3 separate regions of the Homo sapiens genome follow, and all the other regions are linked to region 1. The links are chromatin contacts, found by Hi-C or POLR2A ChIA-PET in ENCODE. All regions are on one chromosome and are shown on one strand. The core of a region is the stretch at or near the end of the contact, and the rest is flanking DNA. Distances in the headings are between cores, read along the strand shown.

The links. A loop is a pair of places that touch in the nucleus more often than their neighbours do. ChIA-PET counts read pairs that join two places held with the same protein, here RNA polymerase II (POLR2A). Pooled maps may share reads with other maps.
Region 2: a map with no recorded cell type shows a loop between it and region 1 (8-fold over the local background). The contact joins two enhancer-like sites. A Hi-C loop is called at or near these places in 1 of 37 single-sample maps with no recorded cell type and 2 of 50 pooled maps. POLR2A ChIA-PET finds 5 or more read pairs at or near these places in 3 of 52 experiments (B cell, GM12878 and endothelial cell of umbilical vein).
Region 3: a loop to region 1 is called in a map of PC-3, with 4 times the contacts of the local background. The contact joins two enhancer-like sites. A Hi-C loop is called at or near these places in 5 of 168 maps with a recorded cell type or tissue (MCF 10A, PC-3, aorta and 2 more) and 6 of 50 pooled maps. POLR2A ChIA-PET finds 5 or more read pairs at or near these places in 5 of 52 experiments (AG04449, BJ, MCF 10A and 2 more).

What each region holds. Positions count from the first base shown.
Region 1 is chr1:172,975,069-172,977,887 of GRCh38, reverse strand. No RefSeq gene overlaps it. Among named protein-coding and RNA genes, the nearest start is that of TNFSF18, 74 kb to the left of the region's middle. Within about 2 kb of position 1,352, at least 8 of the 41 ENCODE cell types and tissues checked have a DNase peak (open chromatin) inside an H3K27ac peak, as active enhancers do; they include PC-3, where a contact is called at or near this core.
Region 2 is chr1:173,019,213-173,021,912 of GRCh38, reverse strand. No RefSeq gene overlaps it. Among named protein-coding and RNA genes, the nearest start is that of TNFSF18, 30 kb to the left of the region's middle. Within about 2 kb of position 1,397, at least 4 of the 41 ENCODE cell types and tissues checked have a DNase peak (open chromatin) inside an H3K27ac peak, as active enhancers do.
Region 3 is chr1:172,932,732-172,935,431 of GRCh38, reverse strand. No RefSeq gene overlaps it. Among named protein-coding and RNA genes, the nearest start is that of TNFSF18, 120 kb to the left of the region's middle. Within about 2 kb of position 1,396, at least 23 of the 41 ENCODE cell types and tissues checked have a DNase peak (open chromatin) inside an H3K27ac peak, as active enhancers do; they include PC-3, where a contact is called at or near this core.

The sequences.
Region 1 (2,819 bases), core at 103-2,602:
ATGGCCAAGAAATGACTTGGGGAAGTGAGAGTTCCAGGTCAGCCTCATTGCATGGCAGTTCATATTTTACTCTTCAATGACTTTGAAAGGAACTGACTAATTTGAACCAAACGTAGCAAATTATTACCAAACCCCAGCATGCATCATCATGCTTATTTATTTTCAAAACAGAATACTTTTAATCACTGAGAGATGTTTTGGGCACATAGGACATAGTCTGGCTATGTTTACTACACAAATATTTTTAAGCCCAATTATCAATTATCAGTAAACCCAAGTATTTCCATTAATTCTGTGGGCAAAGACATTAAGGCAATATGACAAATATTTTAAGGTGAGCAAAAGTTTCACCTCCAGTTACCTGGGCAGGAAGTGTGGACAAACCAGTTTGGTTCTATTGTGCTGGTGGTTGCGAGGAAGAAATCATACCATAGCAGAGTTTCAATATGCCTTAAACATAGTATGATTCCTCACACATTTGAAAGATATTCCATTCATTTCAACAATGTTTACTGAGTTCCTATCATGTTCAAAGCCCTGAACTAGGTGGAGGTCGTGGTTTGGGGGAAGATTTACAGATGGGTAAATCATAGGCTCTACTCTTCTCATAATTAAAATTTAGAAGGAAGCATAAAAGCAGTATGTCATATAAGACAAAATATAGTCAGAAACCTAAGAACAGAAATATTTGTGTAGTGGTTTATTGGCCAAATGTCTTTTTGTACTTTAAGAAGAAGAAGGGTTGGGACAACCAACCTCGATTACCTTTGAAAAAGTTGCTCAATGGCCAAGAATCTTGGATAAACTCAGCTTATTTTGAAAATAGTCTCCAGCGCTAACAACAAAGCCTTCCCCATCACTTCATTCTGTTCTTGGTCTTCCTGATTTAGATCTCCAGTGAGATTTTAGAAATCTGCTTCTGTAAGTGGCATTAGGCCATCAGGTGCCTGACACTGCTAATACCTTTGGGAGGCCCAGGCTGCACCCTGGCTTTCCAAGAACACAGAATGCAAAATGAATACTGAATGCCATCAAACATTCTGGGTGCCCTCCACCTTGTCCTTGACCTGATGTGAGCCTGCATCTCTCACCTATCCTCTGTTTCCTTGGTCTGCCCTGGGCCAAAGCCAAGAGCTCCTTGCTTTTTTTTTTTTTTTTTTTTTTTTTTTTTTTGAGTCACTACCAAACTTGTTGACTTTGGCCTTTCCTTGTGATAATTTTCAGTTTAACTGTTTGTTCTGGCCACAGAGATTTCAGTCTAGCTTACAAACTACTTTTATTGTATAACTCAGGGTTTAGGCCAGATTGGTAGCTGGCTCCAGTTACACACCCTGGCTAATGATTCAACAGCTATTGTGTTCCTGGGAAGCTTCTGGTTAGAACTGGATGAAATGATGTGACGTCAGTGGCTGCCAAACTGCACAATTCTTTAGTTTACGTTTCAGTTTAAAGTGATTATAAAGTTATTTTGGGCACTTTTTTTGAGGGACCTTGACACTTGCCACAAAAAACAAAGCCAGATGTTTTTCAGGATTTGATTCCTCTCCACTCATCTCTGTCCCAGTCAGGAACTCAAGGACACCTGCCTTTGGAACTTAAACTTTGATGATGCAATTCATATAAAGTTCAGAATGTCCAGGTTCAAACAGGGCTACATCCATACTAGCGATTCATTAAAGATTTTGGGGGAGAATATATCTCTCCACTGCCTCTTACCATTTTTCCCTAACATTTCCTCCATTCAGTTAATCACTCAATTATTCATCAAATATTTATTGAGTGCTTGCTATGTGCCAGAGACTGTTCTGGGTACAGGGAATGTATCAGGGAATAAAAGTAGCACAAGTTCTGTTCTCATGAAGCTTATACCCCTTAAAATATACAGGGTTAAAGACAGTAAATACCTTGGCGAATTATACATTATTATAAATGGTTATAATTGATATAAAGAAAAATAAGGTAGGGAAAGGGAAAAGGAGGATGAGGCCAAAAGGAGATGTGGATTTGAATAGGGTACTTCTTTGTTAAAACACTGGGCTATTACGAAGGATTGGCAAAAAAAAATTGAGAAAGAATGGCCAGTGAGGTAGGGGGTAAACAAGAGGAGGGTGGTTTTGGTGGTCACACCACTTTGGGAAACTGTTTGACAATATCTTCTAAAGCTAAATATGACCCTGTGGCTCTACAACTGTACTCCTGGCTATGCACCCAGCAGAAACGAGTGCTTATGTGCAAAAAAAAGAAAAAAAAAAGAAAAGAAAACTGGGAAAACTAAAAACATGTACAAGAATGTTCTTAAGAGCTTATTCACAATAGCCAAAAATTAGAAACAGTCCGAATATTTATTCATGGTAGAAAGGATAGACATGCTGTGATATAATTGTACAATGGAATATAAAGTAGAAATGAAAAAGAATGAACTACTGCTACACTCAAACAACATGGATGGATCTCACAGAAGTATACTGCATGAAAAAATCTAGACACAAGAGTGTATATTGTATGAGTCCATCAATATATTTAAAAATATTTAAGTTATTTTAAATTTTAAAATTTAAAAATAGACAAAACTAATCTGTGGTGATAAAGTAGAAAATAGACATTACCTTTGGGGAGACAGAGACTGAGAAGGGGCATAAGGGAGCCTGTCAAGGACTGGTGTTATTCTTATCTTGATCAGAGTAGTGCTAAAGTGCTATATATTTAAGATCTGTGCATGTCACTGTGTACAAGTCATACATATATATATATACTATGAAATACTATGCAGCCATAAAAAGGAATGAGATCATGTCCTTTGCAGGTACATAGATGAAGCT
Region 2 (2,700 bases), core at 148-2,647, 44 kb before region 1:
TCTATCTATCTATCTATCTATCTAATCTCCTACTGATTCTGTTTCTCTGGATAATCTTGACTAATACATACAGGAAGAAACTCCATTGAACTGTTTCTGATGCATAAGGCCCATGTACATTTTTGTCCTTGGATTATGCAAGAATTATTGTACCTTTATGACAGATCGTTTTTTCCACTCATTTAGCTTAAGTTGGTTTCTATTAATTGTAATCAGAATCTTAACCAGTATAGTGATTGATTGAAAGTGAGGGATAAAGAAGAGGAAGAACCTTCTTAGACATATTGAGGAAGATGGTGATGTTTTTATGGTGGGGAATATGCAAGGAGGAATTGGAGAAAATTTAGTGTGGATGAGATAATGTGTTTAGGTTTATAAAGGTATAGTTTCAGATGTTTGCAGAATATCCAAGTGGGCTTTACCAGTATGCAGCTGGAACTCAGGAGGAGTTGCATGAGATGGGATGAATATTTAAAAGTCAACAGCCTTCTGGGTGAAGTCACTGACAAGGATAAAATCGCTATAGAGAGTGGGTAAAGTGAAAATGGGGCAAATGACTGAGACGTGGGGATCACCAACATTTGAAGACAGGCAAAGGAAGGAAATCCTGTAAAGGAGCAACCAGGGACAAATGACATTAACTGGAAGAAAATAATAGGTCCACAGAAACAGACAGTGAGAGATTAAGAATAAAGGAGTGGTCAACAATGTTAGAGGCTCCAAGAAGTCAAATACTAAGAGGATTGAACATTGCTAATTGGATTTTGCTGGTAGATAATTTTTGACAACATAAACAAGATCATTTTCTGTGACATCTGGGGGCATAATCCAGATATCAATGATTAAAGAACAAATGGGAAGTATAATTACTAGATAAGGAGAAATGGAAGATGAGACAAAAAAATTACACTACTCTTTGTAGAAACTTGGTTGTAGGAAAAAAAAAAAGAATTGTGGAGTGGTAGAGAGCAGGTAACCTCAGGGGTAAGGGAGAAAAAAGGCATATGCCTGGAAAGCCAGGTATTAATGTTTGGTCAGGGCATCCTCTTCCCAGCAGAGTGCTGGAGACACACAGTGTGATCCATGTCCTTGTGCAACAAAATGAGCTGGACAAATCTAATTACTTTTCTTGGTAATTTGATCTAGAACTTAGGAAAAAAACGTACCATTTTCCAGTGAAGAAGAAGTGAAATGATGCCATGGAATTGTTGATAGGCTGGAAAAATAAAGCTGATGTGAGGGGAAAGCAAGGGCTGTCATATGAATAGGAGAGAGAGAGAGGAAGAGACCACGTAGCTTTTCGAAAGAAAAAGTTTAAAACAGTCAACGCTCGGGGCTGCTTTAGTTTCTGACATAATTTCAGTTCCTGTTTCAGGCCTTGTAAATCCTTTTAACAAACCACCCTTTTTCCTTGATTTAGTATAAATGGGTCATTTTTCTTTCAATAAAATGAGCTACTTAACTATTTTTAATTCTATAACTTGTCTTTTTAAGACATTTAAAACAATCTGTTATTTTCTAGGCTATATCACCTCTGGGGAGGCAATTGTGTGCTGTCGTTAGGAGAATGGGCTTAGATGTAGACAGGCTTGTTTAAATCTTGACTCTGCTATTTATATTTTGTGTGAGCTTGAGCAATTTGTGTGCCTTCTCTGGGGATAGGTGTTCTTATGTGTCAAGGGAGGATAATTAATTCTACTGTACAGAGTAGTTTAAGGATTAAAGTAAAATAATACACAGAAAAAACTTAGTTCAGTGTTTGGCACATAGAAAGAGCTCAATAGGGCCGGGTGCGGTGGCTCACCCCTGTAATCCCAGCACTTTGGGAGGCCGAGGCAGGTGGATCACCAGGTCAGGAAATTGAGACCATCTTGGCTAACACGGTGAAATCCCGTCTCTACTAAAAATACAAAAAAACAAAATTAGCCAGGCGTGGTGGCGGGCACCTGTAGTCCCAGCTACTTGGGAGGCTGAGGCAGGAGAATGGCATGAATCCAGGAGGCGGAGCTTGCAGTGAGCCGAGATCACACCACTGCACTCCAGCCTGGGCAACAGAGCGAGACTCTGTCTCAAAAAAAAAAAAAAAATGCTTGATAGATGCTGATTTTCAAAATATTTTTATCAGTTTACAACTAGCTATTTTAGGTAGCTTTTTCTCTGTTTATCTTAAATTTGTTTCTTTTTTAGCTTCAATGAGTTCCTTCTAGCAACCAAGTATATAATTAGTTTCTTCACGCTCTATGAATTTGCATCTTGTATGTTTGCATGGTGCTTGAAAAGATAAATGTTGAAAAGCTTGAATCTCTATGACTTGTTCTATTAATAGTTGCCTTTTATTATATTGTCTCTAGAAATACAGAATTGGAGGTTATATTTTACTTAAACTACAAAAATAATGATGAAACATTTGGATGTATTTTATATAAAGAAAATATGGAATTATTCATTCATTCATGAATTTTTTTCACTGCACATATATTTATTAAGGTTTTTCTATGTACAAAGCACAGGTAGGCACCAAAGATGATGTGAAGATTTCTAAGATATTGTGACTTCCTCAAGAAGCTACATCTGCTAGGATAGACAGACTGATTCAAATCAGAACTATGGAGTTGAAAATATTTTAAATAAAGAAAATTAATCCCTAATCTCTCATTTACAAATGGGGAAGCTGAGACACAGTGAGGTTAAGGGAATGCA
Region 3 (2,700 bases), core at 147-2,646, 42 kb after region 1:
GGTTAATGGATAAATAAAAATGTGGTATATCTATACAATGGAATATAACTTACTCTCAGAAAAGGAATGAAGTACTAACACAGGTTGCAACATGAATGATCCTTGAGAACATTATGCTAAGTGAAAGCAACCAGTCACAAAAGCACACATATTTATACAGCATTTCCATGATACTATTTATACAGCATTTTCGTAATAGGCAAATCATGGAGACAGGAAGTAAATTAGTGGTTGCTAGAGGTTGGAGGGGAGAATAGGAAATGGATTATTCAAGCATAGATTTCTTTTGAGAGTGATGAAAATATTCTGGAATTAGATAGTGATATCTGCAGTTATGTGAATATACTGAAAACTGTTGAACTGTACATTTTAAAATAGTGATTTTTATGGTATGTGAATCTCATTTAAAAAATCAAGAGCAGTGTAAATTATCCATTCTTTCCATGATAGAGCAGGACAAATGATGAATGTATATGTTGGCCAGTGGCATAAGTGCAATTTGAAGCTTCATAGCATGGTAATTTGTGGCTTACAGAATGCTCACATTCTTCAGTACCTTAAAATTGTTGATCCTAATGTGCTCCTCTTCTCTTTTCTTCTCATCCCCACTTTTATCCTCTACCATACATACAAGTCATTTCTAGTGTAAATTTTAGCTGTACATTTCCATGTTGCAGACATTACAATTTTCAACATGTTCAATGACTAGGCCCAGAAGAGGATGTCATCCAAGGCAATGTTTTCCAAAGTGGATCAAAATTACTGAGGAAGGGAGTCTTTTAAAAAATCAGCTTCCAGGACTATGCATAGAAGCAAGGAATTTACCTTGATCACGAGCATCGCAGGAGATGGATGCATAGGCACATCCACGTTTGGGAATCTGCTTCTAGAAATTGAGCAAGACTTAATGCGGGTTCTTTGCCTGTTCACTCAGTGATGACAATTATGGTTAAATAAACTTTCCTAGGCCTCTGAACTTATCATTGACTCTGTCTCCTTTGTAACTCTGCTCTCCTCTTCCCAGATGACTGGCCATCTGGATGCTGTAGTGTCAGGGGAAGTACACAAAGCAGCCTTCCCCATTCCGTGTGAGAAGACTGACATTCTCTGCACTTAAAGGCAAAGATGCTTGCATCAAATTTACCGAATAAGGCACAGACTCACTTCAGGACCCTGTGTCCCATTGTTCCTTCTATATTTGGAAGACTAAACTAAGAGAGTTCTGATAATGGACCAAGGGATACACCATCTATGACGTTATTATTAACACAAATGGGTTAAATAAGAGGAAAAATAATTTATCATCTGTGTCCCTCGCAGGCAAACAGGAAATCCTTCTGATAGTTATCTGGCCAGCATGACTCAGCATGGCTGTGACTCATCTTCCATTCCCTGGTGTATTTCTAATGTGTACCCATAGTGTGAGTCCATGGAGGCTGCCAGGTTTTTGTAATCCCTCTTCTACCCCTACCCTCAACCTCCCAGGCAGCCTGAGATCTGACAAAGAGAAGTTAAAAAACGCAAATATTCCAAATCAGTGACTGGAAAAAGTGATATCACAAGCGAAACAAGAATCCAGTCCATAGGCCAAGACTGCTATCTCTCTCTCTTTTTTTTTTTTTTTTTTGAGATAGAGTCTCGCTCTGTTGCCCAGGCTGGAATGCAGTGGCGCGATATTGGCTGACTGCAAGCTCCGCCTCCCGGGTTCACGCCATTCTCCTGAGTAGAGTAGCTGGGACTACAGGCGACCGCCACCACACCCAGCTAATTTTTTTGTATTTTTTTTAGTAGAGACGGGGTTTCACCGTGTTGGCCTGGATGGTCTCGAGCTCCTGACCTAGCTACCTGCCTGCCTCAGCCTCCCAAAGTGCTGGGATTACAGGGGTGAGCCACCACGCCCGGCCCAAGTCTGCTATCTCTATTCCAACAAGGTAAGAACCAATCTCCAAAACAGGCCTCTAAATGAAACTGATTTTTTCTTCTTAAGCAACCTACATCAAGACCAAAACCTAATTAATGACTTCTTAAATTCTATTTTTTTAATATATAAATCCCCCCAAACATTTAAAAATACCTTACTTTCTAGAGCCACTATCTAGGAGCCACTTCTGCTCTGGCTGTCCAGTTTCACCTGAGTTTCTCTTCCTGGCTGTGTTTTTCTGTTCTTAGGCTGGTGATGAATACCAACAGTAACCCTGAGAAGTTCACCTTTGTCCCTTCCACTCAGCCCACTGTGTGCCATACTGGGAACTGAAGAACTAGCCTCAGGGTAAAGAAAGCTAGTGATTGCAATCAAAATGAAGCAGAACATCACATAAGATTTGATTCCATGGGATTATCCCAGAACCCCACGTTCCTAGACCTGATACCATCTTCAAGCAGAAGGTGGAATTGACTTTCCCTATATTCCAACTTTTCAGCTGTAATTCCTCCTTTTGGCATGTGCCCCATTTAAGATGCCTTTGATGTTCAAGTTAACTTGGTTTTATATTTAGTAAGCATTGTACAAGTATAGCAAGCAGGAGTGTACTTTGATCATGACTGCCCATTTCTCACTGTCACTCCATTTCTGTAGATCAGTGATTTTCAAAGCATAGTTCTCAGACCTGTGACAACATCAGCACCTTGGAATATGTAGAAATGCAGATTCTTAGGCCCCACCTCACAAAACTCTGGGATGGAGTCTAGCAATCTGTGTTT